5 separate regions of the Mus musculus genome follow, and all the other regions are linked to region 1. Evidence: chromatin loops called from intact Hi-C (ENCODE). Cell type or tissue: heart. All regions are shown on one strand. Links, peaks and the distances in the headings refer to the core of each region. The heading gives the core; the rest is flanking DNA.

The links. Peaks named below come from ENCODE experiments on the same cell type or tissue, not always from the same donor. Only the 100,000 strongest peaks of a DNase experiment are listed, where the experiment ranks them.
Region 2: it touches region 1 in a loop (6-fold over the local background); 9 of 42 quality-filtered maps call a loop at or near these places.
Region 3: it touches region 1 in a loop (2.4-fold over the local background); 2 of 42 quality-filtered maps call a loop at or near these places.
Region 4: a loop joins it to region 1, with 2.7 times the contacts of the local background. A loop is called at or near these places in 2 of 42 quality-filtered maps.
Region 5: it touches region 1 in a loop (2.5-fold over the local background); 2 of 42 quality-filtered maps call a loop at or near these places.

What each region holds. Positions count from the first base shown.
Region 1 is chr6:24,661,999-24,668,422 of GRCm38, forward strand. It overlaps Wasl (WASP like actin nucleation promoting factor), which reads right to left and starts at 2,997. Exons shown (of 11, transcript NM_028459.2): 1 at 2,538-2,997. The coding sequence starts at 2,645. In heart, for the core only: a CTCF peak has its summit at 2,938; DNase peaks (open chromatin) are centred at 1,613, 2,393 and 3,133; H3K4me3 peaks cover 3,396 bases; H3K27ac peaks cover 2,475 bases.
Region 2 is chr6:24,524,491-24,530,914 of GRCm38, forward strand. Ndufa5 (NADH:ubiquinone oxidoreductase subunit A5) reads right to left here and starts at 3,200. Exons shown (of 5, transcript NM_026614.3): 1 at 3,036-3,200; 2 at 2,783-2,827. The coding sequence starts at 3,056. Asb15 (ankyrin repeat and SOCS box-containing 15) reads left to right here and starts at 3,654. Exons shown (of 10, transcript NM_080847.3): 1 at 3,654-3,779. In heart, for the core only: a CTCF peak has its summit at 5,815 (motif pointing right); a DNase peak (open chromatin) is centred at 3,171; H3K4me3 peaks cover 2,347 bases; H3K27ac peaks cover 1,840 bases.
Region 3 is chr6:24,584,508-24,590,931 of GRCm38, forward strand. No RefSeq gene overlaps it. Among named protein-coding and RNA genes, the nearest start is that of Lmod2, 10 kb to the right of the region's middle. In heart, for the core only: no CTCF peak of the experiment used is centred there; DNase peaks (open chromatin) are centred at 1,124, 1,714 and 2,584; H3K4me3 peaks cover 640 bases; H3K27ac peaks cover 1,733 bases.
Region 4 is chr6:24,565,920-24,572,343 of GRCm38, forward strand. It overlaps Asb15 (ankyrin repeat and SOCS box-containing 15), which reads left to right. Exons shown (of 10, transcript NM_080847.3): 8 at 1-570; 9 at 1,203-1,356; 10 at 4,700-6,424. The coding sequence ends at 4,857. Among named protein-coding and RNA genes, the nearest start is that of Lmod2, 29 kb to the right of the region's middle. In heart, for the core only: a CTCF peak has its summit at 3,246; DNase peaks (open chromatin) are centred at 4,582 and 5,402; H3K27ac peaks cover 640 bases.
Region 5 is chr6:24,718,908-24,725,331 of GRCm38, forward strand. No RefSeq gene overlaps it. Among named protein-coding and RNA genes, the nearest start is that of Hyal6, 11 kb to the right of the region's middle. In heart, for the core only: CTCF peaks have their summits at 2,626 (motif pointing left) and 2,931 (motif pointing right); no DNase peak of the experiment used is centred there; H3K4me3 peaks cover 219 bases.

The DNA of each region.
Region 1 (6,424 bases), core at 447-5,446:
CCCACACTGCCTGACTAGACTACAAAGCTATCTTGTCGGTCTTGTAAAGGACTGACTGACTGACTGACTCATCAGTTTACGTGTTGTTTCCCTCTTCAAACACCAAGTTCCCTGAGGGCAAGCATCAATTTTGATTTTTGACCTCAACATCCAATTACCCAATGCAGGTTTGTTCGATGAAAGAAGGAATGAAGAACTTACTTAAAATCTGGCACCATATAATGGTTTCATTTCTTAACTTTGTAGATAGAGCTCTCAATGTATCTGCTTATTATATTTGTTCTGACCTGTAAATTTGCTGCTTGATTTATGAGAATGCATTTATTTCACTGTTGCTTTAAACTACAAAACAAACAAACAAACAAAACAAAACAAACAAAAAAACCCTCTGAGCAAAGCCTATTAGGATTATTCCATAACACCAATTTTACATTGCTCTCTATTAAGCCAAAGGCTTCATATTTTACAGTAATTTTCACAAGAAAGCAACAACAATGTGGTTTTAAGTTACTGCAATTCAAAAGGTAAAGTTGATTAATAATATATGATGTAAAGAAATTGAGCACTGACTACTTGTAACCATTTCAGTAACCCACTTATGCTTACAGTGAGCCGTGTTATCTTTGTCTATCGAAATATACTCCCACATCTGTCATTTCCTTGAAACCCTGGGTAAACACTACAGTAAGCTCTGAGCAACGCATATACTAGAACACAAATGAATGTCTGCCATGCCTGAAGTTCACGGGCCTGGTATGTGAACACAGTGAGCTACTTAATGTTTGATAGACTGTACACTAAAGGTACTAGACCAGCAAAGATGACCTCTACCCTGCTTGCAGGCAGCTCATATTAAAATAAAAATAAAATAAAAAGATTTCCCTAAACTGAAAATTATGCAAAAATTAATGCTGCTTTAAGAAATTTACATTTTATTTCTATTAATTTTATGTAAAAAATGAAGTAGTTATTCCTTTAACACCACTTTGAGAGACAAATCAATAAGGGGAACAAAATCCTCACCAAACAACATGATGTAGTGGAAAGTACAAAGTAACTGGGCATATAGTTCCAGTTACATTCCTAAATTACTATGTGACTTGGGGCCAAGAGCTCCATTTTCTCATTTGTTTAAAGAACTATAGAGGACAGACTTGGTTCATCTTTAAAGTAAATTTTCTCCCAAACTCTTTTTCTTCTTTTTTTGAACCACTGTTTTCTACTTTAGTCAGTGAACGCAGTGTTCTTTAAAGTCTAAATTTTAGAACAAGAAATACATCTTAAGTCCGATGGAATGATTTGGTTTCCCAAAGTCGATATGAACAGTCAGATCATGAAGTTAACAATTAATCTGGTAACTTTCCAGAAACTGTCTCCTCTTAACTTCTTCAGCAGGTGTAGTCTGATTCTGACATCTCCAACATTGCCAAGGGAGGATATGAAATGGTTCAGCTCGGCTGAAACTTCTCTGGGTGTTTCCTGGGTTCCAGAGGCACAGGCTCTGTGAGAGCTAGCAAACACGGCAGAAAGGGAGCCGGCTAGCATTCCAACAATCCCCCTTTCAACTCAGTCACCTCAGGAAGATCAAGATAAGGCCTTCACCCAGAGAACCTCCCCACCCCAGAAAGGCCTGCAGCCAACGTAATGAATGCTTCCGTCAATAACACCCATTCCCCTTCCCACAGAACTGCTTGCTCCCAATCCGCCATCTGGGGTTGGAATGGGCCTCCTCACAGCACCAAACTCAGAACCACTTTTGATCCCAAAGGCCGTGAGCTATTAGAAACTGTCGCTTCCCTACGCATGGCTTGGGAGCGAACAGCACCCTACACCCCACCCCACAACGCCAGGGAGGAAAAGAAAAACCCACAGTGGGGCGGAGAGCAGAAACTAGGCCTAGTTTCTGCTGGAGAAATAAACCCCGTTTTTGTTTTTTTGTTTTTGTTTTTTGCAATTGGGAGCAGGCGCATTTCCTGCCCTTGCTCTGATCCTAAGTGTCCATGAACCTGCACTGCACTTTATTCTCTCCCGGAATCCTTAAGGCGGACCGAAAATCCAATTCGCTTCTTTCCCCATCTATTCATTCCTAAAACCTCTAGCATTGTTAAAGAAGATAACCCAGATCCAGAAGTGGGAAGTGAAGCAAGGGCCAATGCTGGGATCCTGTCCTGAGATCTTAAGCTGCTGATGCACGAACAAAATCCCCTTGTGGTCTAGAGTAAAGTTTGAACCTGCAGCAAGGGCACGGACCCGGCCCGGCCCGGCGGACCTGGGCTACTGGGCAGGCCTATGGAGGTGACACTCCCTTGTTCTCCAGCAGCTGGGGGAGGTGGCTCCGGGCCGGGCAGGCCTGCACCCGGAGAGCTGGGTGAGGGGAGCCCCAGGGCCCGGGAGGCTGGAGGCCTGGCCCGCAGCAGCACCCCAGCCGTGCCGAGCCTGCCCCCCTTCTCCCTCCTACCCTTGAGTCCCGTTCCCCCCCAGCCCGAACCCGCCAGTAGACGTTGGGGGGTGGCGACAGGGGGGTCTCGGCTACTGACCACACATTTCTTGCCGAGGAAGGAGAAGAGAGACTCGTTCTCTTGCGGGGTGAGCAGCAGGGAGCCCACGTTGGTGACCCTCCGCGGGGGCTGCTGGCCCGAGCTCATGGTGTCGCCGGTGGGGTGGAGCGTCCAGGGTCGTCACTTCTGGCGGCGGGCGAGCACTCGGGTCCCACTCTGGGTGACAGGGGCGCGAGCCGGCGGTCACAGCCGCAGCATCCCGTCGTCGCTCCTCCGGCGCGCGGAGGCCGAGGGAAGGAGATGACGGCGGGCGCCCTCGGGCCGCGCGCCGACAGGGAAGCTCCGGGCTCCCGCCCTGCTCAGCTCCGGCTGGATGGTCGTTGTCCTAGCACTCCGGCGGCTGCGCTAAACTCCCTACTCCTCCAGTCCTCTGGCGGCGGCGGCGGCAGCGGCGGCGGCGGCAGCCGCACAATCCAACATGGCAGCGGGGGCGGGCGAGACCACGGGACGCGGGACGCGGGGGAGAGCGCCGGAAACTCGGCAAGGCGGGACACCCCCTCGGTTGCTGCGTGCCGGGGCGTGTCCTACCCAGGCCCCGCCCCTTCCGGAAGCGGCAAGGCTCATCCCGGTTGAGGTCTTGTTGCAGGCTAGTCGCCCCCACCAATGACCACCGCGCGCGTGCGCAGACTCAGAGCGAGGCAGGGCTGGCGGGTCTCCTACACTGACTGCCGAGCCGGACGCCCCCTTGCAGCAGCGCCCACCTTTGCGGAGCGTCGGGTCCGCGTAGCCAGTGTTTGTTAGGCATCGAAGCGAGACTCTCAGGCCGCCTGTCAGGGAGATCTAGTTTAGCTGGAGAGAAAGGTCGGCCGGCGTAGTTTCGGTCAGAGCCGCAGGTGCCTCGGGTTTCTGGATCTTAGTCCCGGCCGCCAACGGGGCGTGGAGGGACATTGCTAAGATCAGGATAGACATCTTCAGAGATGTCAAAAACAGAATCGCAAAAGGCGTCCACCACCCGCCTGGCGGATCTCGTGGGATAGGTGTGTGTAGTTTTTTCCTTGCCTTGTGAATTGGAAACTACCCCTCTCAATCTTTCTCTATCTCAAGTTGGAAGCACCTTGTCTCTTTAATTCAGGATGAATGCACGCGTTTGGGAATGTCGTGTAGGAATACACCTTACCTCTTTTTTCCTTACGAGTTAATTTCATGGCTCTGTATTCTAGGTGCAGGGACCTAGGGCCTGGTGCATACTCAGCCAGCTGAGCAATATTCCCAGCAGAAGTAAATAATGAGAATTCATTACTGTGTTTCATAATATTAAAGGTTAGTATAAAATCATTGGTTGAAAACTAAAAAGCTTTAATTTAAAAAAATTGGAATATAGAGATGATAAACCAGATTACAGCGAATTCTATAAAATGTACATCCTACTATTAACATTAATCATACAACGTATCACATAAGTTGTACTAACGATGTTTGCTAATTACCTAGTTCTAATTAAACAGTTGCATATTCAACTTTTATGACAAACTCTGGTAAATTTCTGATAGCTCTCAATACATTGATAAACTATTACCGACGAACTGAAAACAAAGCTGTAAAGCTGCCTATAATGCACATAATGAAATTGGGTGATGAAGAGCAAGCCTACAACAGAGGATGTGCGAATATACTCTTAGGAGTTCTCACATAGTATATGGATATCTCAAATTATGTTAATGTTAACGGAAAAGATAATCTTTAAAAGTGGCAAAACTTTTTAAAATAGTAGGTTTGTGAAAGGCACCATTTGAAGTACAAGAAATGTTTGAACCGTGGGGCTAAGAAACCTGGAAGATGAGTCAGTTTATGATTTGTTAAAAATGCACCTCTTATCAACTGAAAGCATGGTGACAGCCAAGATCATCACAAGTTCTTGAGAAATGTTTCAGCCCTGACATTTTCAAACTCGAACACTTCCTTATCCAAAAACATAGGCTGCGGTTGGTTCAAGGTTGAAGTTCCAGTTAGACGGTTGTTTAAATACATCCGGGAATTGCTTCTCTGTCTCAGGTTCCTCATCTGTAAAATAAAATCACTGTTTCATGGAGGTAGTATAGTGGAACTTGGGACAGTTAGACCTACTTTAAAAATGTAGAGAGAAAACCATGTGCTAGTGTACCTGATACACAGTGAGTACCCACGGCCTGTCTCCCTTTTCACCATCTTTGCTAGTGGTCTGCTATGTATATCTTTGTCTTAGAGGATCAAGTATTGAAGCATGTATTTTTACATCTATTTTATATAAGCCTGATTTTTCAAAAACCTTTAATTCACAGCCTTACACAATTCTCAAATCTATGTCCATGAGTTTAGAACATATTCTTTTTCTTAGTGATCAGGCTACAGATTTTGCCAGATTGTTTTAGTCCATTTTGCTAAAGTAACCAAACTGCTAATATTATAATTGTAGACAGGCCTGTTAATTAGTAAAATCCAAGAAGCTAGATAGGACCTAGACCAGAGAATGACTGCTTAATGTGCACAAGGTCCTGGATTCTATTCTCTCTCATTTCTCTCTCATTTCTCTCTCTCTCTCTCTCTCTCTCTCTCTCTCTCTCTCTCTCTCATGTGAGTGCACGAGAGTGCATGCAAGAGCACGCGCGCGCACGCGCGCGCACACACACACACACACACACACACCACAAACAACAAAGCCCAAAAAAGCAATTAAAACTATTTTAAGAATGTGTGTAGGGAGGTGGCATAGGAGGGGTTGGAGGAAGGATGCCTGGGTGGGGCTGGAGGGAGGGCAGGGGGAAAGTGATGTAATTTTATTTTCATTTTAAAATGTACACAAAATTAGAATGAACATTTTTTAAACTAAAAATACCAGCTCTCACTGACCACCAAACTGCTTTGAAAATAGATATGAGAGAAACAAAAAAAACCAAAAAACTGTGGCCTGGTATGTGTTTCCAGACCTCTTAGGAGAGACCGATTGGGTTCCAGTCTACTAGCCTGTGCTTCTTTGAATTGTCTGCTCTTTTCCTCCTCAAGAAATCTCGAGGCCTTACCTCAGTACAGCTTTCACTCACTGCTGTCTGTTTTCTTTAGACTTGAAGATTAAAAAATGTCATTATCATAATGCTTTTTCCTTAATCCCAATTTATTTATTTATGTCTTCCACAAATCTTAAATATAGTGCCTTGTCCACAAAACTTCAGCTTGAGTTCTTATTTCTAGCCTCCCCACCCCCACCTCAGGGCTTTCCCCAATACCTTGATAGTCATAAAGCAAGAAAATGTAAGTGTGAACATTTCGTTGGAAATAAGACTTCCTTATGCATTTGAACGCGTGAAGAACAAAGTGTTGGGGAAGTTCCTCTCTATTGTACACGAAGGATTCTGCTTTATTCATTCATCCTGGTATCAAGAAGGCTTAGCAATATTTGTTTCAAGAAGCCTAGCCAGTCCCCCTGACTTTTATTCTTGATAGCATAACTCCTCCTGCAGAGCACAAGACAGCATTCACTGTTTTCTTTGGCAAGTCCTTTTCTTATCTCAAATTCTTTTTGCCCAGTTTGAGAGATTGGATATAGTCCAGGAAATAAGCATTTGAGTCTCCTTCAGCTGGATGTTTTGAAGTTCACTAGGCTAAAACAGGTAGGGGTTTTTTTTATCTTCATCTAAAGTACAGCTGCTGTATTAAAAGTCTAGAGATAGAACAAATACAAAAGTAAGTCTTAGATTTCACTTCTCATGTGGTTTCCTTTCCCTATACTAAACTCTCTCCTAGACATTTATTTTCCACTGCTTTCTTTGCTATTATTCTTTAAGGTGAGTGCTTCATTTTGACAGAAAACCTTATAGTAACGTATTTATGGAAGTGAGGGGATATTTTCAGGTGTCACCCATACTACCATGACCACACTTCCCATTTTATTT
Region 2 (6,424 bases), core at 849-5,848, 140 kb before region 1:
TATATATATATGAGTGTATACATAAGAGGCTGTATGGTAAAAAACAAAAGAGGAAAAGATGATTAACATCATAAAACACAAAGTCAACTTATGGCAGTCCAGGGTAAGATACAGGGCAGAGAGGGAGTGCTAAACAACAGAAGAGCCAACTACCTGCACTCACACAGCCCCACTGCCTGGTTGCCTAGACAATTTCTGTCCAGATGCCCTCATTCTTCATCTGTAAAATGTGCAGAACTTTATAGGATGCTGGATCAGAGCAGTACCAGCCACATATTGTCTCATTCCCAGTATTAGCATCCTATAAGGGAAGAATCACTCCAGCGGAAAATAGAATGGTTCATTAAAAAAATATACATCTGAGACAGAGTTTGGGGGATAGCGAGTGGAAAACTTGAAGATGTTGGAAAAAATAATTTATATATGAAGTAATAAAGAAATAGATGGCAAAAAAACCATCAAGAACATGAAGTAAATAGTGCATAGCTCTACAGCTGTGCTGTGCAGTAGGTAAACACGGTTAAAGAATACTTGAAATGAGATTATTCAGGCTAAAATATGATGTAAGTAAAATATACTGAAAAAAGGCTGCAGACTAGCATTAGTTTTCATCCTGATTATATCATGAAGTGATAGTTACGCTTAATGTTAGGTTACATCATAAAGAAGAACTTTCTAGAAAACTCTTAGCTTACACACGTGGTGCTCAGATCTCCTTGGAGAGCGCCTCACTAGAAATCACTATAAAGCAAGCACTTAGGAAATAAGTAAGCGGGAGAACAAGTTAGACTGCAGTGTTTTATAGCACAAGTCCAAGCACTTGGGCCTTTTTGTGGGGGAAACTAAAAGACTTAAGGACAAGGTTTGTGTTTAAGGAAAATCAACCTGGTGGTCGTGAGCTAAAGAACAATGGACACAGATCAGGAAGGGCAGGAATAAAGCTGCCGCAATGATTTGATCAAGAACAAGGACTTAAGCCGCAGTTGTATCTGATGGAAGACGAAAGAGGACAAACTGGAGACTGCTGCAGAAAAATGCAGCACAATTCACTACTAGGATAAATATGAAAGTAGAAGGTTTTGATATCAATAACAACATCCAAATTCAGAGCTGGGGACAGAACAATTCATATACCATCAAGAGACATTCAACCCATAGAGGAAGAATATCTAGAAATAGAAGTGTGAGTTTTGTTGTCCACAAGTCTGAAGTTCATAAAGACTGCAAGAAAGCCACTCAGTATTCACTATGTACTATGTACTAGTCAGAGTTCTAGCAGTGAACGCAAAATAAAGTCTTTGTGAAACCTGGAACAGACATGTCAGTGGAGCGTGGTCTGTTAAGTCATCTGGACAACCCCTAAAATAGAAAGCCACGGGAGGGTTTTAAAGAAAGATTTGCATACCCAACATGTTTTAGCACTTGCAAACCAGCTGAAAGAAAGCAGGGAAAAGCAGTTACAAGAGAAATGTAATTGTCACAGGGATAAGGATGGTGGCAGAAAAAATGGCAGCAGCCAAGGAGGTGATGAGATGTGAACAGAGGCTGCATAACCCAGGGGTCAACCCAGAGGATTTTCTTAGTGGCAAGTGAGGTGTGGGGTCATGCAAGCAATCCAGGACCATTTCAAATGAGACATCCCAGCTGGCTATGCTAACCCTTACCTAGCTGCCTGACACAAGTGAAGATGTCAACTAAGAGCATGTGTGTAATACATACATACACACACATGACTATAAAAGGTCAGTACTTGATATGGAAATATAAACGTTAACTGTTGTCTGTACCCCATGAGAGCCAACCTAAACCTAAAACCTGTCTAAGAGCTAGGTCTTCAATACTACAACATGGGGAAATGAAGGAACAACTGGAAAAGGCAAATAATTAGGGGGAAAGAAACAATAAACAATAAAACAAACAAACAAAAATCCCAAACTAAGAAACTTCGAAGCTCTGACATCCAGTAAACAAAGTACTTAATGCAGATTATCAAGAGTGTCAAAAATGCTTCACTTGGGTCAATGTGAGGGCACAGAGGGCAAAGGTGCCTGCCAACAGCCCCGTGACCTGAAAGATCCCCAGGATCTACAAGGTGCAAGGAGAGAGCCAACTTCAGAAAGTTGTTTTCTGACGGACAAACACTGGCATGCACACAAATAAATAAACGTAAGGATATTTTCAATGCCACTTTCGGTACAATTACGAGAAATGTGAACTGACTAGCAAATTTAGCATCACTGGTAACTCCTTAAAAAAAAAAAGTTTGGGCCTCGCTTAAGTGTACTCAAGGAGTAAGAGACAGTGAGCACTGACAACGCTTTCGAGTTATGTGTGTAGACGGGAAGGAAAGAAATGGTGCAATTGCTGAAAGGGGGGATAAATCACAGTGGTTTTGTTTAGGTTTGTTTGGTCTTGGTTGTTGTTTATGTTTCCCCAATGGATACCGAAGGAGGCAACCATGAGGACGACAGGGTCAGCCAGTGTGCGAAAGGCAAGGCAGAAATGTCGGTAGGGAAAGGATGGAAAATGAAAATGCGACTCTGAAGGGAGCTGAGAATACTCCACACCACTGACGCTAAGAGAATGCCGTGAAGAAACGCGTCTTAATTAAGAGGTCACGGCGAAGGCAAAAGGAGGCATTGCAAAAAGGATGCCACGGGGTCAGCGAAGCTCAGCGCTGCCCCGGAGGCCAGAGCTCACGGGGGTCTCGTTAATCTTGCAAGGGCAAGTTCGGTCGATCACAGTCTTGCTTGAGAAGGACGACACAAAAAGTCGCACTTACCTCGTGTGGAGTGTCGCACACCGCCAACCCCACCAGGCCAGTTGTCTGTGCAGAGACAAAACAGGACCGTGATGTTTACCGTAATCCCCTGGTTAGCCGACCCTCCCGACACAACTACGCACCCTGTCGCCCCCTGCCAGGACAGCGGAACACTCCCCCAACCCCTCCTCTTAGCGTCTCTGCCCACCGATGAGGGAGACGCGGCTGCCTACGGTCCCCATTCGCAGCATCACGGTGACCTCCACACGCTCACCTTTTTCAGCAAGCCCGCCATGACAGCGTCCAGCGCCTCCAGCGCACAGCCCTCTGGGAACCTTTCCCAAGCCCGCTCAATCGAGCGTCGATGCTGCCCCTGAGTCACCTAAGAACACTCTTGGCTCCAACCGCTCGGGCTGGGTAGGGGCAGCTCCCGCCCACCTAGGAGAGGTAGATTTGCGCCTGCGCAGCTCACACAAGCGGCTCCACGCAGGGCTTTGGTGTAGTAGAGACCGACTGACGTCTCTGAGTACTAAAGGTTAAGAAAAGCGCTACGCTACGGAAAAACTTGCAACGTAGTCACTGCAGGGACTTTGATTTTGCTCAGCCTTCGACTGCTATTTTACCCGGACTTCCTCAGGTTATGGAAATGAGGGTGGAAGCAGGCCTGAGCACCATGAAGAATGCTTTCCCTCCACGTGTGTGAATGCATACTCATAAGTGGAAATTATAAAGTGGAATTAACCATCTGATGCATCCGTTTTCTCTTGAGGAGACTGATGAATGAAAGGTTATGAAGTCGTAGTCTTTGTTCCAGTGGGTGTTTATGAGGTCATAGTCCCTGTTCTCTGTCCCTCCAGATCCCAAGAACATCTGTCATTGTTGAGTGTGTTCTAGAATGTGGAATCATGGCTTTATAAAAGATGCATGTGTTCTTTGTAACTTTGGATTCAAGCGTCTGCATGGCAGTATTTGCTAAAGACATCGAGAGTAGACAGACTTGACTGATCCAGGCTATGAGGTACTACAAAACGGATTGCTTCCATGCGGTACAAAAATAAGTAGATTTCTGAACCAACCTGTTGTAGAGGGCCACACTGAATGAAAGCTTGCTAGTGGTATTCTAAGCTAGAGACAGTAGAATTCGCTATAAAGGGACACATCCCGTGGCATCTGTGATATCAGAAGGGGATCTAGGAATGCATTAACAAACATTGCAAGAATAGAATGTTCTGGGTTCGCAGGTGGTAGAAGTGCACTGTATGGCCGACCCAGAGGAGTAAATGTCCCAGTTCTAGGAAAGGCGGATTTTAGGAAAGTTTGAAAATGCCAGAGAGGAGTTTGAGGCAGGAGAACTAGAGCCAAGCTCTCGACCTACTACATCTTACAGAATTTGCTCTTCAGGCCCTCTAACCTCCAACCTGAGCTGGAGCCTGTGGTTCTGCTTCTCAGTGGTTAGAGGCTTTATCGTGAGAGGTTCCATCTTAACAAAATTAGGTAGTTAATGAAATCCAGGGTTCTGATTCAACAGAGGAAAACAAAACAACAACAAAAACAAACAAACAAACAAAACTAGGAGAAACAACTGAAAGAGAGTGTCTTGGTGCCCAGGTAATGGTGAGGACATTTGCCCGAAGGGACATAACTTATCATTCCTGGCTTGTACCAGAAGTGATAACAATGCCAAACCAGACAGTTTACACCCCTCTCCAAAACCTAACTAGGCCTGTTTGAGTCATTAAGTTAACCACTTGGAGATTTTCTCTCATACCATTTGTTCAGAAAGAGGTTCAACAAAATTAATGAGTAAAATTGTCCAGTGTGACCATTTTCAAAAGGAATGAGCAGGGCACAGCCTGTCTCTGAGAGGGTGGTATTTATGTGGAAATGTGAGACCGAGTAAAGAACTGTTGTTACACAGAACCAGCTAAAGGATGCTGCATCCTGAAGGAACAGTCAGTGTAAGCATCCATGCTTCACTGAAGAATGATACTCCAGACTCTAATAGTATATAAGCACAAGGTGTTTTATTCTGCAGAAGTCCAGCATGTTGGAATCGCCCATTACCAAGATAGAGAGACAAGCAAGTGTACTCACAGGCCTGATTTAAAGCACATTAGGGCATTCTGGGGTAGATGACCCTTATCTTACTCCATCTCTAGGGACATTCCTTTACTATCTTGGGGGCTGGAAGCTGTTGCTGAGGAAGTAGCTGAGGAGGTCTGGGAACTGCTGCTGACCTCATTGTCCTTGCCTCAGGCCAGGTGGCAGGACAGTTTCTGAGGCCTGGACTTGCTTGGAATTGCCCAGTTCTTGGAAACAAAGATTTAGGCCTAGTCTCCTTAACTGCCACTCTGAAGCCTGACATGAGATCAGCCTAGCCTTCTCATCAGAACAGAGTCCTGTTCCCTGGACAGTTTCAAGGCCAAAATCACTTAACCAGAGCATCTCGTGGATAAATGAAAAACCTTCAACTGTCAGATCGCTCTGACTAAACTGCATTCTCCCACCTTTCACTCTAGCCAAGCCTACTTCTTTGGAAATTTTCCACTAAGGAAAAAAAAGAAAGAAACAATAACAAAAATGTTATGTTTACTAACAGCACTGGTCAAGACATTTAAAGAGCAGTACAATGGGGTAACAAAACAGTGTGGTGCCTGCTTTCAGAGGTGACAGGGAAATGAAGATGATCTGGGTTAACCACTGGGGCTAAGAAACATCAGAACCTCCCTAATTCTTCCTAAAATTATATATAAGCTTTTACAATGGTACAGGGTGGAATTCTCATACTAATCCACATGTTTTGAAAGCCTGGGTAAATAGTGTAATCATATTCTCCCCCACTACCTCAAAATGTCATAGTGAACATAGCTTTGGGGTCTAAGAGCTTCCTTGCTTGTAGTATACAATATTAAATAAAACAGAATATATAACGTATAATGAAGAAAGAAATAATCTTAGGAGTCTTTATATTTAAACAACTTGTCCTTTCTCTGCTACATATAATCCTGTGATACAAATATAGTTGAAGCATCTCAAATGCTGCCTCTTCCGGGTCCAGTTAATCCATGAGCCATACAGCTTTTTGACCAGCAGGTGGTGACAAAAGTTAATGACAATCTTCCATCACTTAGATAATGGAGGATTTTGCTGGTTGTTTTTTGTTTGGGGTGTGTGTGTGTGTGTGTGTGTGTGTGTGTGTGTGTGTGTGTGTTCTTTTACATGTTTTGGCACAGTCTTTGTGATGAAATATTGTCCGTACAGCATAAAAGAGTCTGGCCCAGAATATCTCAGCATCGTGTAGGTGGTGGGGGAAGAAAGTCCGTTTCAAAGTATCAGGGACTCAAAGCCCACGTGGCATTCAAACAATCATAGCTAATAGCAGTCAGTAACTAAAGAAGACTCGATCTTGTGACTTTGTATGTAACTTAAGTGTGTCCCATCACATGCATTTTTAATACAGACTGTGAGACTGACTTACGGGGCTGGAGAAATAAGGTGTTAAAGGAGTCAGTGCGTTGTCAGAACCTAGAATGAGAACGGGCTGGAGAAAGGTGCATATATTACAGTGTAATCCTGCTGAGCAAGAGGTATGGCAGGAATGTTCACAGCAGCTCGACACCAAAGGATGGGGAGGAAGGAAATTAAGTGGACTATACATCATAT
Region 3 (6,424 bases), core at 563-5,562, 77 kb before region 1:
ATTTATATGAAATAAAAGGTTAAAATAGTTTGGAAAATGACCAATTTTTTAAAAAGTGAATGATTTCAAAATGTTTAAAAATAACAGGCTTTGTTAAGGAAAGTGGTAAACTGAAAGCCACCAACATCTTAAATTTTCCTTTCATCTCCATTGTATCATCATTTGTTACAGAAATGGGAACAGGACCTTGAGAAAGACCCAGTCCGTTCTAGTGCACACAGAAAGACCACCTCGGTACAACACCCTTCACTTGTCCTTTGTGTCACAGGCCACAGAACACGTCATATGCTCCTCTCCCTTGATTATTATTACAAAACTCAGAGCGGGACAGGGTTAATTTCCTCCATTCTATATACAGAAATACACCCTACAATTAGTGAAGGTTGTGAAAATTAGATGTAAGACTGTACCTTAGAGCCTTGGCTCCAACTCCACAGCTCCTTTTATAGCATGTTGTAGTTCATTGAGAAGGGGGTGGGGATAGGAGGGGTATCTACTTAAGGAGCTCCAATCAACAACAGGTCAAGATCTTTCAGTCAACATAACCCAGGTGGGTGAACTCCCCAAACACATGGTGAAAGCCAGGTGGTCACAGGCAGTATGGTAACAGCCATTTAAAATATTCAAACATGGATAATAGACACAGATAGAAAACATATTAGGAGATGACTGGGCCTGTGTGTTAGGAGACAGTTAATTGCAAATGGACATAAAAAATATTTTAGGACCAAAGGAAATGTTCAGAACTTGGCTTTTGATGATGGTGACACAGGTTGGTAAATTTATTTATTTAAAAAAAAACATTTAACTTTAAACTTACAGTAGATGAGTTTTATAATCATAAGTTGTAACCTAAAAAGTCACTTTAAAAGAAAGAAGAGGGGAAATATGTCCCTGACATGGAGTGACAGTGTTTATAGACTGCTTAGGTGCTCCTGCCTAAACAGTGGTCTATCTTCTGGCTTAGAAAAAGTGTATGGATCTTGTCCTGGTAGACTGGTATATTTTGTTGTTGCTATGCTGATAAGACCATTAAGAGCAGAAGATGTGCACCCTCAGGGCCACATGTGACATGCCTGCTGCTTTCACCAATTCCATTGACCCCACATCTCAGATCAGCAGCGCTCGCTTTTTGCCAGCTGCTGATATTTTCATACTGGTCCTCAAAGGGCATTTACACACACACACACACACACACACACACACACACACACACACACACATCCAAATGTGTAACTTGAAGAGTTGAAAGAATTTCCTGCCCTGTGAAGGGTGTGAACTGGCAAAGAATCATACAATAACCTTGGAAAATAACTCCAGATAAGGAAACGGGTGTGGGGGTGTGGGGGTGGGGGGTGGGGGTGGGTATTGCAGAAAAGTGTGAGCATCTTGGGAGAATCCTCAAAGACTGTGAATCTCAAGAAGTCAGGAGAACCTTGGAAGGAAAGGTCAGCTACAGCTGTGAGTCTGAAGACACAGTGCTTCGGATTTCTCCAACAGAACTGTTAAAGAAAGAGCCCCAGTGTCCGTGGCGCAGAGGCATTCTCTACATACTTTGCTCTGACCCTTCTGCCCCCCCCCCCCCCCCCCTTCACAACGGGACCTAAGGACTTGAGTCACTGCTTCCTGGCTGGGCTAGCTTCTAAGCAGAGGCTGCCCCGAAGGGAAGAGACCTGCCTGGAAAGTATCCATAATGTGGGTATCTGGTCCTTACACCGCAGGTGAGCACATCTGCCCCACTGGTGACACAGCTCTCTGGGTTATATGCCGGCTAGCTGGGGGATGGCTGGAAGAGCTGCTCCTCCACCCCAAGGAAAACATTGCTTATTAGCACTTCAGATGATGTGTATAAAATCTGTTTCCTGTCTCGTTAGTGGAATTCCACACGCAGAGTCTGCAGTATAAGAAAGGCCTGATCGATAGCATTCAGTTTTTTTCTCTCCTATTTTTGGATTTTTCCCTCAAAATTATATTTTTTTATTTTCACAGTTTTAACACAGTCAGTTCATCTTTTCATTTACACACATTAAAATGATTTATATATGTTTAAGCTAGGGAAACACAGGATCACCTATACATGACCAACAGCCATAGAGGCTCCATTCCCAAGTTCAGTGTTTCATTTTGATCTATTTTACAATGAGAAAGCTAGTAACCCCAGTGTGAGAAGCAGCATGATTTAAAGAACATGATCACGCTCATCACATGTTAGCTGGATGAATGCAAAGATATCTTTAAATTCCCAGATCCCGTTTCTTATCTTTTGTAAAATGGAATAAATCATATTTATTCATCAAGTGTTATCCCCCACAGTGTGAGAATACACATGAACAGAGAGGGAATACAGACTGCTTGGCACACTGGCTATATAAAAACTGTTTTGTAAACTATAAATGTTATACAATTGTGTGATGTTATTATAAATAGCCCTAATAATTTTAAATTTGACTCACACTCTCCACCCCAAGTTGGCATAGCTGGAAGACTTGCTAGTCTGCCAAAGCTTGAGAGTACAGGCTTGATAAGGGAATTGCCAGTTCTCAGCTGTTCCCCGGGGCCTGTGGTTTGCTGTCTGTCCAGAGCCTGGCGGATCTCTGACCTTCTCCCCTGGGAGTCTTTCTCTAGCCTTCTGAGAGGCTCCAGTAAACAGACTGAGCAAAATCGGAAGCTTGGCTTCCTTAGGAACTACTTCAGCCTTGTTACAAACCATCTGTAAGGAGTGGGGGCAGGAGGGGGGGCACTGCAAACCCTTCTTTGTAAGTGGAAAACATGTTAGATTGATTTGAGGTAGCTTTGCATTTGCACAGGGGGTGGAGAGGATTTGATAAAGCTTCAAATAATAGTAATTATAAAGCAGGTAAAACATCCTAAATCATTGTGGGAATAAAAGAATTTTCCATTTTCCTGTGCAAACAGATGGCAATATATGTTTTCTGTTCTTTTCAGCAACTTAGGGGGTGGGGAAAAAGTAGCCTGGCCTAGTGGCAATTGCCTGTATTTCCAACCATATTGACAGCTAATGTATGAAGCTCACAAGTTCAACTTTCATTGAGGCTACAGAGTGAGTTCAAGCCAGTGTAGGAAACTTGGTGAGATCCTACCTCAAAAGAGAATAGGACTGGGGGACGGGTAGCAGGGGTAGGATGGTTCTCTGATATGAACAGGGTCCTGGATTAATCAAAATATATAAGAGATAGATGGATGGATGGATGGATGGATGGATGGATGGATGGATGGATGGATAAATAGATAGATGAGATATTCATGAAATGAACAAAATATCTTCCTGATTTTGGGATGTTCCTAGGTAGTTGGACTGGTTCTTAGCTGTGAATCTCACAGAGATGAAGGAAGAGTGACCAAAAACCATGATCCTTGGGCCTGTGTAAGCGTTCAGATGTCCGGGAACAAGAGAAAATTTGTGAAGGTGCTTAATCTGTTGCAAATGGGAAGACTTTCTCTGAAGGCAGTTTTGGTACACAAGAAGAACCTAGGGCTGGGGTACAGCATTGTGCTGCAGTGTTTGCCTAGCATGCAAGAAGCCTTGGGTTTGTTTGTCAGGCACTGGCAGAGCCTCTCAGGAGACAGCTATAACAGGTTCCTGTCAGCAAGCTCTTGTTGGCATCTGCAATAGTGTCTGGGTTTGGTGGTTGTTTATGGGATGGATCCCCAGGTGGGTCAGTCTCTGGATGGTCATTCCTTCAGTCTCTGCTTCACACTTAGTGTCTATAACTCCTTCCGTGGGTATTTTGTTTCCCCTTCTAAGAAAGATTGAAGTATCCACACTTTGTTCTTCCTTCTTCTTGAGTTTCATGCGTTTTGTGAATTGTATCTTAGGTATCCCAAGTTTCTGGGCTAATATCCACTTCTCAGGGAGTGCATATCATGTGTCTTTCATCAATGGGAGGAGAGGCCCTTGGTCCTGTGAAGGCGCTATGCCCCAGTACAGGAGAATTCCAGGGTCAGGAAGTGAGAGTGGGTGGGGTGGTGAGCAGGGGGAGGGGGGACAGGATAGGGAGTTTTCAGAGGAGAAACCAGGAAAGGGGATAACATTTGAAATGTACATAAAGAAAATATCTAACTTTAAAAAATAAAAGAAAGAAACAGCATTTCAGTGTGCTCAGGGGATGACTCTGATGAATACAAATCTAATAATAAAGCAAAACCCATTAGCCCCACAAGAAGAAGAAGGAGGAGGAGGAGGAGGAGGAGGAGGAGGAGAAGGAAGAGGAGGAAGAGGAGGAGGAAGAGGAGAAGGAGAAGGAGGAGGAGGAAGAGGAGAAGGAGGAGGAGGAGGAGGAGGAGGAGGAGAAGGAGAAGTAGTGTTGGGTTTGATCACAGTGAATTAAAAAATGAGTAGTTCAGAAAACACAAAAATTTTCAATTATCTCATACCAAGTAATTGTCATGATTTCTGCCATTTTGAAAAATCCATTTTCACTTACATGACTAAATCACTCCTGTCCCACTGCTTTGTGGTGTTTTGTTTGTTTTTAAAACACTCCCTGAACCACTCTGGAAATCAGTCTGGTGGTTCCTCAGAAAATTGGACATAGTACTACCAGAGGATCCAGCAATACCTCTCCTGGGCATATATCCAGAAGATGTTCCAACTGGTAAGAAGGACACATGCTCCACTATGTTCATAGCAGCCTTATTTATACTAGCCAGAAACTGGAAAGAACCCAGATATCCCTCAACAGAGGAATGGATACAGAAAATGTGGTACATTTACACAATGGAGTACTACTAAGCTATTAAAAACAATACATTTATGAAATTCTTAGGCTAATGGATGGATCTGGAGGGTATCATCCTGAGTGAGGTAACCCAATCACAAAAGAAGTCACTTGATATGCACTCACTGATAAGTGGATATTAGCCCAGAAACTTAGAATACCCAAGATACAATTTGCAAAACACATGAAACTCAAGAAGAACGAAGACCAAAGTGTGGACACTTTGCCCCTTCTTAGAATTGGGAACAAAACACCCATGGAAGGAGTTACAGAGACAAAGTTTGGAGCTGAGACAAAAGGATGGACCATCTAGAGACTGCCATACCTGGGGATCCATCCCATAATCAGCCTCCAAACGCTGACACCATTGCATACACTAACAAGATTTAGCTGAAAGGACCCTGATATAGCTGTCTCTTGTGAGGCTATGCTGGGGCCTAGCAAACACAGAAGTGGATGCTCACAGTCAGCTATTGGATGGATCACAGGGCCCCCAATGGAGGAGCTAGAGGAAGTAACCAAGGAGCTAAAGGGATCTGAAACCCTATAGGTGGAACAACAATATGAACTAACCAGTACCCCCCAGAGCTCGTGTCCCTAGCTGCATATGTATCAGAAGATGGCCTAGTAGGCCATCATTGGGAAGAGAGGCCCCTTGGTCTTGCAAACTTTATATGCCTCAGTACAGAGGAACGCCAGTGCCAAAAAGTGGGAGTGGGTGGGTAGGGGTGTGTGTGTGGGGGGGGGGGAGGGTCTGGGGAACTTTTGGGATAGCATTTGAAATGTAAATGAAGAAAATACCTAATTAAAAAAATAAATTAAAAAAAACACTCCCTGAACACTTAATAACTAACTGTGCTAGGCCTCAGAGACAGTGAGTGGAGCAGCCACTACTCCTGCCCTCAGAACAGCATTCTCCCTTCTAAGACCTGACTTAAACAAGCAATCCCAAGTGCAAGGCATCCAGAAACTGGGGCCTCAGGGCATGTGCACATGCGGGCCTGAGTGCGGCCCAAGAGGCAGGCAAGGCTTTATACAGGCTGAGAGGGAGCAAGTGCGGTGGATAAAGAGCAGAGCAGCCCAGAGTGGCTCACATTCACACTAGCATGGCTCAAGTGTGGGGTTCTGGCAGGCGATCCAAGCCAGACAGGAAAGGTGAGCCACACTCCTGCCTAAAGGTTCAGCTTTAAGAACAATGGGAGGCACTCAGGTAGAGGATGATCTGGTGAGATCTGTGTTCTTAAAAGGCTGAAAATGGGGGCAGAGGGGTAGGTGCTGGGTGGGGGGTGACAATAGGCAGAACATAAGAGAGACTTATTCCATTGCTGGCTCTAACCGAGAGAATGAAAGCAGCGTGAAGTCAAATTGAGGCAAAGGAGAACAACCAGAAATAAAGCAGGAATTCAGAGGCTGTTAGAGGAAAGGAGCCGAGACCTACCCTTACACAGCAGAACCCGGTGAGAGAGCAGCTGAAACTCCCAGGGCCTAGCGAGTGGGGGCTGAGGATGTGTGAGCCGAACAAACACTGAGGTGAAGAAGCTGCAGAGAGAGAAAGCAAGAGGCAGGTTTTAGGCAGCTTAAGACATTCATAGATTATCAGATTATCAGGGCATTGGTGCCCATTTTGGACTTTTGGGATTCTTTGCACTTATTGAAATTAAATACTGTCTACTAAATCTCTTAAG
Region 4 (6,424 bases), core at 816-5,815, 96 kb before region 1:
GCTCTGAAATACCTTATCCCAGTAACATCCAAACATGCAATTCAGAAAAGCGGCCTCACTCCAATTCACTCAGCAGCAGAGGGACAAAACGCCCAGTGCCTTGAATTGCTCATTGAGAATGGTTTTGATGTTAATGCCCTGCTTGCCGACCACATTTCCCAGAGTTACGATGATGAGAGAAAGACTGCGCTATACTTCGCCGTCTCCAATAATGATATCCACTGCACAGAAGTCCTTCTGGCTGCAGGTGCAGACCCCAACTTGGATCCCCTCAACTGTCTCCTTGTGGCGGTGAGGGCCAATCGACATGAAATCGTCCGGCTGCTTCTCTCCTATGGGGCTAACGTCAATTGTTATTTTATGCATGTGAATGACACTCGCTTCCCCAGTGCCATTCAGTATGCCCTAAATGATGAGATTATGCTGAGGCTCCTGCTGAATAATGGTTACCAAGTGGAGCTATGTTTTGACTGCATGCACGGAAACATCTTTGGGAATTCATTTGTGTGGTCAGAGACTGAGGAGGAGGGACTGCCAGGGTGGACATCATGCATAATAAAAGATAATCCGGTGAGTTCCTTTCCTTCTTCTTTCAGATCAGTACCTCAACTAATTTTTCTCAGGAATCTTGACATTTTGATATTCTTAACCCTTTTGATTTATTCATTGACTGCCAAATTTGATCAAGAGTATGTTGCTTATACATTAGCAAGATTTTGCTGAAAGGACCCAGATGTAGCTGTCTCTAGTGAGACCCATAAAATGTCATTACATTTAAGGATGTTAGAGCAAAGAAAGTAAATGTTGATTTATATGCTTCTCTGTCTTCTTATTACTGTAGACAACTAAGCATAAAGAGGCCCAGGAATCAAGGCTACTTCTTTTCTTGAGTTAGAAACACAGTGTCAAATAATTTTAAAATGCAATCATTCACCTGTGCCCACTTGGTGGAGTATTAGGAATAGAGAGAAAAAAATCATCAAGGTCATGTTCACTGTGATCCCAACAGAAGCATGAAAGTGCATCTAGTACTATTAGTTCAAAGTAACAATAGTTCAAATGGCATTGCTTTTTCATTTTTTAATCATAATCATGAATAGTTTCTTTCTTGTAAAAGGACAAGGAGTAACTTTTCATATAGTACTGGTCATGCATATGATACATTAAAATACCACTGAATTAACTGTTATCATTTTTCTCAGTTCTGTGAGTTTATTACAGTTCCGTGGATGAAGCACCTGGTGGGCGGCATTGTCCGCATACTGATAGATTACATGGATTACGTCCCTCTGTGTGCAAAACTGAAGTCTGTGCTAGAAGTACAGAGAGAATGGCCAGAAATACGCCAAATAATAGGTAAAAACAGATATTTCCTTTACTTTAAATTTTATTTGCTTAGTGTGTGTGTGTGTGTGTGTGTGTCTGTGTGTCTGTGTGTCTGTGTGTCTCTGTGTGTGTGTTGGTGTGAATGTTAATATGAGTGTGTTTTTCTATTCTCAAAGAAGCTTACAATTAGCAATGACAATACCAGCTCTGAACATCCTTCTCACACAGAAAACTTGGTATGGAAATGTCAGTTCCTACAAAAAGAAATACTAAGTGATGGTTCCAGATCTGAGGGAGGAAATTTGTAAGAATGAACCTGGAGCTTCTGCCCAGATCAGGCAGCCACGAAACTCAGTGGCCATCAGAACTGGGTCAGAGGCGTCCCAGAGCCATCCTAAAGAGACTCTCAGGGGCCAAACAGGACCATTCAAGTTTCAAAAACTCAGTTGTTTCAATGAGTAACACTAATGTGTCCAAAATGTCTAAATATATGATGCCTTAAAACCTGATCATTTCAAAGAGTTTATAAAAAAAATCAACTTATCTTGAAATTTGTTAGAAACACGTAAGCCATTTTTCTGCCTTGTTTATGTGAAACATGTCACAAGTAACCAGAAATAGATGAGCAAAAACAAAAACAAACAAACAAACAAACAAACAAAACAAAACAAAATGAAAAAACTCTTTATGAAGTGTCGCAAATAATATATACAAATTCATATAACTATCATTTTATACCCTGAATAAACAAATGGGTGTGTTTGTTATACCTTGGCTATTGCCAGTATCATATGGTGGAGGTCCCAGAGAAGAGAAATTTGCCAGAGATCAGACATAAGTAGGATCAATCTCTGGATTCAGCTACCAGCTTTCACAGAACAGAAGAGACAACAGGAAATGGAGCTACATCCTGGCAATACATTCCAACCATGGGAAAACATAGAAATGTGGGCTCTTTAATAATTAATTGACATGATAAAAATGAATAGAGGAAGAACTTAAAGATCATATAATATTCAGACAATATCCCGTAACTTTTTAACCCTCTAGCCAAAGGAGAACCCCAGACCATGACATCTGTTGTTGACTGCTGACCTGCACATGCACACACTCACTCACTTCACTGCCGCACTCATGTGGCACACACACGCAAGCCCAGCAAAATGAAACATTAGGGGCTATTCGCTTCAATGTTAAAAGTGACCACATTTTGTTATACTTGATTATAAATTTTAAATTAACCTTCTTTGACTACTAACACAAAGGCATATGCCTGTAATCCCAGCATTGGGGGGCCAAGTTCACATTTTTTGTCGGTCCTATAATTAATGTAGGGACAGATCACTTAGATGATGAGACTTCGAAAGGGCTGATTGCTGAACAAGTGAGAACCATGGTGGCTTATGGGAGAAGGAAGAATGAAGGTTGGGAGGCTGTGCAACCATCTTCTGTGGCTGACGAAGCTCTATTTCATAACCTGTGATGTAGGCGAAGATGGTCGTCTACTTGATACTGCCAAGTGCATTGGAACTATGTGTGTATGTAGTTAGTTAGTCCCATGTTTTAAATTTTCAAAACCAAAAGCCTTAAACGGTTTGTCTGAAACACCACTAAAGTACAAATAAGTTAATTCTCCAAAGTTCTGGGCATAACCCCAGAGCCAGGGGTTGAGCCTTGTGTGTCTTACTCCATAACAGTGGCTTTCTCTGCAGTAACTGCTGTTATATAAGTAGCGCAAGTTTTTCTAGGAACTGAGAAGTAATGATCTACGTGAACCTCTGTAAATGAAATTCTAGTTGTGGTGGATTTTGAAAGACACCCCAGGCAAGAGTGAAGTTAGGACGCTTTTCTGTGATTTCAGTGTTTTTTTTCTGCAGCAGCTTGATAGCTGGTTGCTGTGAGCCTTGTAAGCCACTGGATGTCAGGGTTCTCCTAGCTCTAGGCAAGGTGGTTTGTTTGTTAAGGCACAAAATAAAATTGCAATCTTATAGAACGTGGGAAGGTACGTATTTTGATCATGATCTTTTTGCCTCATGTTTGTAGAAAATGGCCTAACTTATTTTTTGAGATGGGGTTTTGCTCTGCAGCCCAGGCTAGTCTGAAATTCTCTCTGTATCCAGGCTGACCTCAAACCTATGACCTTCCTGCCTTGCCCTCCAAATGTGGGGATTATAGGTACATGCCACCAAGGATAACTTTGTTTTAACATTAAAATAATGTAGTTTGAAATATTATAATCGAATGTAGCAAAAGGTGATCACTTTCATCATTGAAGTGAACAGTCTCTAATGTTTCTTGTTGTTGTATTTGTGTTTGTGTTTGTGTACATATGAGTGTAGCAGGTCAAGTGAATGTGTATGTACGTGTGTAGGCCAGAAGTGAACGTCAGGTGTCATTCCTTGGAGTTGGAGGGGAGGTTCTGATTAGGTAGTCTAGCTGGCCAGTGAGCTTCCAGTAACTTCCTGTTTCTGCCTCCCTAATGAACTCTTGAAGAGCAAACATATTAGCTACTGAGCTGCCCCTGTCCCCCAACATTTATTGAATGTTATAGCCCAGTGTGTCAAAGGTTTTCCTAGTAATTTATATGAACTATTTAGCCTTCAGACAATCCTATGAAGTAGGCACTATTGTTACCCACCTTACGTAAACAAGAATACTAATTATAGGAGTTAAGGTCCTGTGCAAGGTCACACAAAGTAACACAGGCAGGGTGTTAATCCCAGCTGACTGAATCCAGAGCCAGTGTTTACTTGTGTCCTTGTTCTATGCTGCCCCTTCATGGGTTCTTTTTGTTGGCATAAAACATCAGTGTTATAATCCTAATAAAGAGTAAGAGGTTGAAAAGTATACTTCCCATCACCAGATAAGTGACTGTTAGTGTCTAGTGTGTTGCAGACACTGGACACAGGCCTCAGATTGAATTGTGAATGATTTATGAAATTGTCCAGTGGTGTTTTAATTATTAATAATTAGTGATAATTATTCATCAGAAAAAATAGTAGAAAAGAGAGCAAATAAGGAAATACATCTATATAATATTTAGTTCTAAAACAAAATAATAAAGGAGAAATGTAGCGCCATTTGCTATTTAACATCCAATCCATTTGTTTATTTAACAAACTGGACACCTATCAGGAGCCAGACTTGCTCCTGGCCCAGATGCAGACGGAATCCCTGTCCTTGTGGAGCGCAGCTCCGGAGGGGAGGCAAGGGCTAGAGGACTTAATTGAAATGTGAATTGAGGTCAGCGTCATCAGCTGCTAACGTGCATATTTTCAGAGATACACAGGGTGCTACTCTGAGACAATCTGTACCTAGCGTGGGAAGCCAATAGGACTTTTAAACTTTCTGCTTGTTTCCCCGTTTATTTTAGAGAATCCTTGCTCCCTAAAGCATCTGTGCCGATTAAAAATTCGCCGAGTTATGGGACTGCAGCGACTCTGCCAGCCAGCCTCCATACAGATGCTTCCTCTCCCGGCGGCGATGCGAAGATACTTATTATTTAAAGAGTTTGACCTCTACGGACAGTAGCTAAAGTTAATATAACTTTAAAATTATATTTTAAAATGTGATTCTTAAAGCATTTTTTTTTAACTGTGATTCCCCTAGAGAAGTCACTGGAATCATTTTGTATTCTTATTTTGTATTCTTAAGTGTATTTTAACACCACTGAGAATCTCGTAGCTATGTCGTGTCCCTATGGGAAGATCATGTACACTCTTAAAGACTTTTAGGCTGCTAAGATAAGTAATATGCTGTATTTTCATTTCTATTGATTGTCCTCAGTTGTTACGAGTCTTCATATTCTCCCTATCAACTGAATATCAATATTGAGAGTCTAGGCTTAAAAGGTAAATAACCAGTTTCTCACCACCACCACCCCTGCCCCACAAACATGCCAGCTGCTGCCCTACCTATTATTAGAACCCCTGCTCTAGAAGAGCTCATTTATGCATGCAGATTCACCCTGTAAGCCAGCCTCTCCAGCGCTCCTTGGCTCAGTCCCTAACAACTTCCTTGCGGCTAAATTCTATAAACAACTTTCGCTCCCCTTCCTGTTGATTCTTGCGGCACTAACTCAGTTTCCTGTTAGTCCTCAGGTTTTACCATACTGATAGGCTGCTCTTTTCCCTCTCCGTCCTCCCCCTCAACCTCCCTGCCTCTGCTTCTCTAGGCTGCTCCTCTTCCTGCAGGCCTCTAGAGACAGGTCCTCTGTCCTTTTCTGATACGCTGTGTTCTCTGGAAAATTCCATTCACTAGCCTTGGTTGTGATCAGTCTGCTGGGGACCATGATGTTTACAGCTGAAGTTCAACTTTTTGTCTCCTATGCTTCAGACCTGTTCGACATTGACGTAATACATTTCTAAACATAAAGGTATCTGTAGTTCAACGCGTCCTCAAATCCTTCCTTCACAAAACACTTGTCTCTTACATTCTGCAGTTCAGTACTAGCACAGGCAATTCTGTTTCCAAGTGAAAAAGACTTGGCATAAGTCTCGACACATACCCCCACCCCTATTTTCTCACCCAGCATGCCAACTCAGCAAATGCCACCGAGTTTCTCTCTTAAATCCACCGTTTCCTGCTCAGTCCCACAAATTCCACTGTACATCTGACTGTGTTCTTCCTCCTACTGAGACAATACAGTGCCGCTTCCCCGACTTGCTCTCCTAGCCTTTCTTTTTCCCAGTTCCTTACAGAGTCCACACACAGCACTTCAGAATGAACTTTCAGAGACTTTAATATAGCTCATTCCCTTGCTGAAAATCACTCCCTATTATTTTGGGATAAACATCTCAAATTCTCCCAAGACCTCCACGCTTTAACTGCCCTACCCATATCCTCTGTAGCCTATCTGCATATCCCCTCCCCCTTTTGGCAACGTCATTGCTACACATCTTCTACAGCAATTCCCAGACTTTATGGTTTTATAAGACCAGAGGTTTTCATTTTATTATTATTATTATTATTATTATTATTATTATTATTATGGTCCTCTTTCTAAAGGATACCACCTGTTATCAACAGTTCAGTTTTAAAGGGGGTTAGTCCTTAAAATGCTAGAAAGCAAGACATGGTAAGCTCACTCATTTAAATG
Region 5 (6,424 bases), core at 412-5,411, 57 kb after region 1:
GATGTTGCATCTCCATTATTAAACCCTAAGCACCTGCAGCATTTATTGCATTTAATCCTTTCTTGTAATTTTGTTCATGATATGATTGTTTATATATGCTCTATGTCCAACTGATGTGAGGTATGTTTATGTATGAAATATAGTTTTATATATTACATGTAACACCAGTCTGTTTATTTTAAAGGATAGATTCTATTATGCATTTTGGCTTTTTTTTTTTTTTAGGTAATAATTTGTTTATTTGACAAACTTTTTGAATTAGTTTTTAAGGCATGTAGATAATCTGTGCTGTGTTTAATGATGTTGACAACTCAGAACATGCTAAATTGTTCATATTTAGGAAGTCTTACAGCATGTGTGAACATAAGCAAAGAGCTCAACTTTAAGGGATAATTTCATTTTCTGTAAAAAAGAGATAGTAGAACTTTGGTAATGTGTGATATGACTGAATTACTTTGTATATAAAAGTATGACGAACCCCTTGGCATGTAAGATGCAAAGAATTTGTGTGTCTTTGTTTCCTAAAGGAAGCCACCTGCGTTTACAATGCATCAACCTCATTGGTAAGTCCAACATGAGTTATTAACGAGAGTTATCTTCTTTGAAGTTTATGAAATTTGTACACTTATACCACCTTAGAAAGATGGGAGAGTGTGTGGACAAGTATCCCTTGGCTTCATCTGTTTGGCAGAAGGTACACATCTTTTGTAAATATGGGTGGTGGCTTATTCTTTGAAATATACATTACTGCTTGAAATCTGCTTCTATTTGAGACACCAGAGATGACTTCCATGGATTATTATTGTGATGTCCACTCAAAATATCTTTTTTTGGTCATTGTTGTTGTTGACTGCTTAGTCACAGACATTTATACAAGATTTTAGGAACACAGACATTAATAAATAGGCAAGTCTCATCTTTACATATAACATCCCTTTCCATACTAGAATTAACTGCCTCTAAAGTTCTGAGTTTAAGGACCTGAAGAAACCCTACTGTGTGGATTGAGTTTCCTGGAGGAGGTGTGAACAAATGTCTATTCATCCTAGATAGCCAACTAATGACAGACCAAAGAAACTATTCTATCAAAGACACTTGGCAAACCAATAAATTTAGTGGGGTTACTTACCGGAGAATGGATAAGGAGTCACTTGTATAGCATGGATGACTCAAAGGTAGAGTCACTGAAAAGCTCACACCAGTTAGACAACTGTTCATGAACATTGCATTCCTAGAGTTTTCTATACAATGTTCAGTCAGTTTAACAGGTTGGAGCCTTTCACTCTCCAGCATACTATACTGCTTACTATAACCTTAGAGAGAGATTTTGTAAATTTGGTAAATTTTAGGAACTTCCTGAGATTCATGAATTCTTTCCTTCCTAGACCATGAAGTTTTGCTTCTTGATTCTTAAGGATTGAATGTTAAAATTCAAAGAAATTACTACATATTAAACTCACATTCTCCTTGTATTCTCAGCAGTGGAATCAACTCCATCAATAGGCTATTTAGCCCAAACTTATATTTTTATTTTCTTTTTTGGATATAATCCAGTTTTAATTTTTTAATTGAGTGATAACTTTGAAATGAGTCCTTCTACCCTTCCTCTCATGATATGAACAATTAGACCCAGACCATAGAGACCAAGCATCATTCTTTAACTGATAAAAGCACAACAGGAAAAAATGCTAATTATTTTTGCATAAATTACACTGCTGCACAAGCAAACCACATAGCATAGAGTAACTGCTCATTTAATCACCACTGTTGGAACAGAATATAAGTTTTAATTGTTGGGTTTGTCTTTTATTCTCATTGTAAATCTGGATAAAGTGCCTATGTGTCTCTTCTGTAAATGACTTTAGGAATGCAATTATACGCAATCCATATTGTCTTTTTACTGGCCAGAACATATTTCACAGAAATAATAAAGTCTTAAATATAAAGACTTTGAATCCACTCTTACTTTCCTAGTAAAAAATTCAGTCCTTAGGACTGGGCATGATAAGGTTAAACTTTATTAAGCACAGCATACCTTAGTCTGAAGTAGATCAGAAATTTGAGGACAGCCTGGGATACATGACATGAACCCAGCTAAGTAAATAGTAATTAATCACAGAAAGGAATGAGATTACATCCATTCTATACCACGGATGAGTCTGAAAATATCGTGTTAAATTAAAATTGATGTTCACAGGTGAGGCCATTATGCACGATTCCATCCATGAAAATGGATTTCTACCCATACAAAATTTTTAACGTATGTAAATCGATAAGGACAGAACACAGATTGCACAAAGTCAGAGGAAAGGCACCTGTGGGCCGGTAGTTAGGTAACTAGCATAGCCACTCTAACTTAAATTGTCAACAGTGATCAGATACAATTTCAAGATTAATTTCTCAAAGTTTCAACACAAACGTCTGCTAAAGTAATAGAGCGCTGAGACTTTGTATTGTTTTCGTTACAATTGCAGCCACTCTTCTCTAGCATTGGCCAACAAACAGACAAACAAACAAAGAAACAAGCACCGGGTCCCCCTAAAGAACCCCAAACAAAAACCTAAAACCAAACTCAACAACAAAATCCCTCAGGTGTGAAGAGCCCCCTGCTGGCCGTTTCCTAAGAATTCCTGGTTCACCCAGGAATCACACAGACCTAAGGACTTCGGTCTAAATGTAAACTTTCTTAAAAATCAAGGCACTCTGCCGTTTGATAAGAACTATTTACAATTATCCCATCATTACCAAAGCCTGTTTGGATTTACGCGGGATTCACTTTCTATCTATCAGCAGATGTCAAAACGTTCTATACCTTCTATTTATCCTGTTTCTTGAAAAGAGGATTTTGTCTCTCAAGTCTCAATTCTAAAGTTCTCTGAAAGTTTTTAATTTGAAAAAAAATTGTTTATTGATGATAATATGAATCTTAACAAATGTCTAAAATTATACCACCAGATGGCGCTACCTCCCTGCAGTTCCCGAAGCACCATGTTTGAAAGGACATTTTACAGTGAGTTTTAATTACCGTCTGTTAGTACTATTTAAAGTTGCAAGAATCTGTTATCCAAGACTCTGTTGTGCCATAGGGCTTTATAATTGTACACCTGCCAGTGGAAGTTGGCCAGCCAGTAGCAACACATAAAGAAGCTTAGCTTCAGTCTCTCTTGGATTTTTAAAAATTTTACCTTTCTATTTATTTTGTATGTTATTCCTAAGGAGTATAAGAATAGGCATTTTGTTGTGGCATAACAAATCTTATTAAAATATATATCGATAATGACCTCAATCCAATAAAGATTCATAATGATATATTACAATATTAATTTACAACCACAAAAGGTAGAGCTTTTTTTTTTTTTTTATCCAAGGATAATATTTATCTTGTACTTAAAAGCAACGTTGCAAAAGAAAGTTGGAATTAGGAGGCGGCAGGTGGCTGGGTGTGGGAATCATGTTCTTGATTCTGTGACAGATATAAATAAGACATTCCTTTTAGTCTTTTACCTTGCTGGTCCCCTTATAATTACATGGGTATAAAAGGGCAAGTTCTGGCCAATGAAATGATAGTGCAAGTGAAAGTCTCTTTTCCAGATGGAGGTTATAAGGCATTCATGGGTTTCTCAAGGGTTTTTGAACTCAGAGGAATTACAGGAAGGAGAGAAGAATGGGAAGCAGATGTATCTGTGTGTTGTTTTCCCTCATACAGTTTTTGGTTCCACCTGAAATTCTTTAACTAATGAAGAGAACATGGAGAGTGGAGAAAGACTCTCACACTCTGCCACTCAGTATTTGAGATGAGGGAGGAAGCAAATTAGCTGGAATCCTATACCAGTTGGGGCAGTCCTGTGATAGTCAGCCCTGCTCAGGGAAAGGAAAGTCTGCCAATATGGCCTCCCAGAGCAGGTTTTGCTCAGAAGTGATTTAGACTGATCTACAAGTTGTTGGAGCACCAACCAGGAGAGCTTGCTGGCGAAAGTCATCACAGCAGAACAAGATTCCTAGTGATATTTCAGAGGAGCTATATAGCACATGGGAGATATAGCCACATTTTGAATAGTTAGCTGGACCACCAGTAAGTAGGGAACATTCGACCTAGATGTCAAAAGACCATTACCAGGCCATGACTGAGGCAAGAACACACAGTTTAACCTATACATAAACTTTAGTGTGAAATAAAATTAACTTGAGATGTGGGCAAAGAATACTGTATGAGAATATGAATAGGCTAAGAACATTACGCTCAAGACCCTTGATTCTTCCCTGCTCTTGGGACCTCCACTTATTCTACTTAAACAGTTCATCCCTGAGCTAAGGTGTAGCTTCTTTGCAGTGTGTCCAGTATATGTGAGGCCCTGAGTTTAATTTCCAGTACTGTAAATAGGTTGAGGGATCTAATGTGATAAAGATAAAAGGCTTATTTAGTCAGCATTTAGAAGGTGGAGTCAGGGAGATCAGGAGTTCAATGAGATTTTCTCTCAATAGCCAAAAACTTCAGTTACTGCCCCTAGAACAACTGCAGCAGTAGCAATGAATAAACAACAGATTTTATTGAAGAAGGGGCAGAAAAGATCTGAGACCTATGAGAGACCGAACATTTGAATTATATAGAAGTCCCCTTCTATATAATTTGTATTATATATTTGTGTTTATCAAATGCTATTTTAGAATATTTTAAAACAGAATTAGAATTTATTTAATTTTTTTCCCAGGCACCATCTTATTTAATCCAAGATGACTGCCAATTTCTGATCCTCCTGCCTCTGCCTCCTGAGGGACCAGGTTACAGGCTTGTGTTACCATATCTGGCTTTAGTTTTTGTTTTTATCCTATTCATGTATAGAAGATTCAAGCTGAAATGGTAGTAATACAAGCTAGAATGGTTGTATGTAAAATGACACACACGCACATATACACACACATATGAATTCTAATATGTTTCTGTTACATGTCTGGAAGTGCTTGATAAATGCTCAATGAAAAATTAACTTAAAATTTCCAGAATGCCTGACATTGTATCTTAGATATTTTGAAAGCATAAGAAATTTAATATAGTGAATAAAGAATACCCGATTACCCACAGTTTTAACTTTTCCCCACACTCACTTCCATTTTAATAAGTGGCCTCACAATTTAGTTAATTCCCACTGTCTTTAAATCTGTCCTTTCTTTTAACTCTGTGTCTAATGCATCAGGAAATCCTGCTGACTTTCTTATCAAATAGGTGTTTAGTCTATGTCTTTCTATCTCCATCATTCAAACTCCATCAAAAGACAACTCGATGTCTGCATTCAGTTTCCTTGTATCATTGGCATTCTTTTGCTTTTTAAACTAAGAAACCAGTGTTCTGTTTTGAAAACACGAAGGGAATCTTATCTTTCATCTGTTTAAAATACATTGATGACTTTTTGTGCTCTTAGGATAAAGTTGTAGGGTTGGTCATACTGGTTAGAGGTGGAGGGCTTGCCCAGGAGCACAGGCTCTGGCTTCTGGGTCCAGTTCCTAGAACAGGAGTTAAATATATCTAAATCCATTGCTTTTCCTGCTGAGCACTGCTGCCCTAACGGCTGCTGTGTTCCCTAATGGCTGTTGTGTTCCCTAATGGCTGCTGTGTTCCCTTTTCTTTCCTCCCACACCTGAAGCCACACAGGTCTTCCTGATATTTCTCAGGCACAATAGGACATTTGCTCCTATTCCGTGTGTCTGGAACTTTTCCTGTGAGGGTAATAATTGCAAAGCTGCTTCCTTTTCAATCTTCAGATTCCAGTTCAGATGTCACTATAGGAAAGCGTTCTTGACTGTCCCACCTCATCTCTGCCTCCACTATACTTTTCACAGTAATTAATTTGGTTTAAAAAAATTCAGCTTCCAGTATTTTTTCTCACAGCTTCATATAAAGACATAATCTTCCCCCTGAAAGGTGCATTTTCTTTTAATTTTTTGAAAATATTTAAAAATTTCTTTTGATAGATTCCTTTTAGCTAGTGGTTTTAACTCTGCTCTTTTGTTAGCAGGACTCGTTTTAATAAAGATTCTAAAGTATATAATATTTTGAAAACCATTTTAAGTCATTAAACATTTTAGTTAATAGTTTTTCATTTATTAATTTTCACACCATAACTTTTTTCTTCTCAGATATAATTTTCTGCAAAAGAATGTCTTGCTTTTTAAAGCTAGCTAGCTCTCTCTTTGACTTCATGTCTAATATGAGTTTTTTTTCTGAATACATTCTTTGGCTATACAAATTTACTACCAAATAAAAAGATATATGTATTTTCTTCTAGTACTCAACAATCCAAGTAAGTAAGCCATTTACTATAACTTAGTAGAACACAGTCAGTTCCCAATCTTAGCATGTTCAACAAGTCCTGTGAGTGAAACATTTCCTTGAAATTTCAATCCTATTTTGCTATAAAATGTATAATAT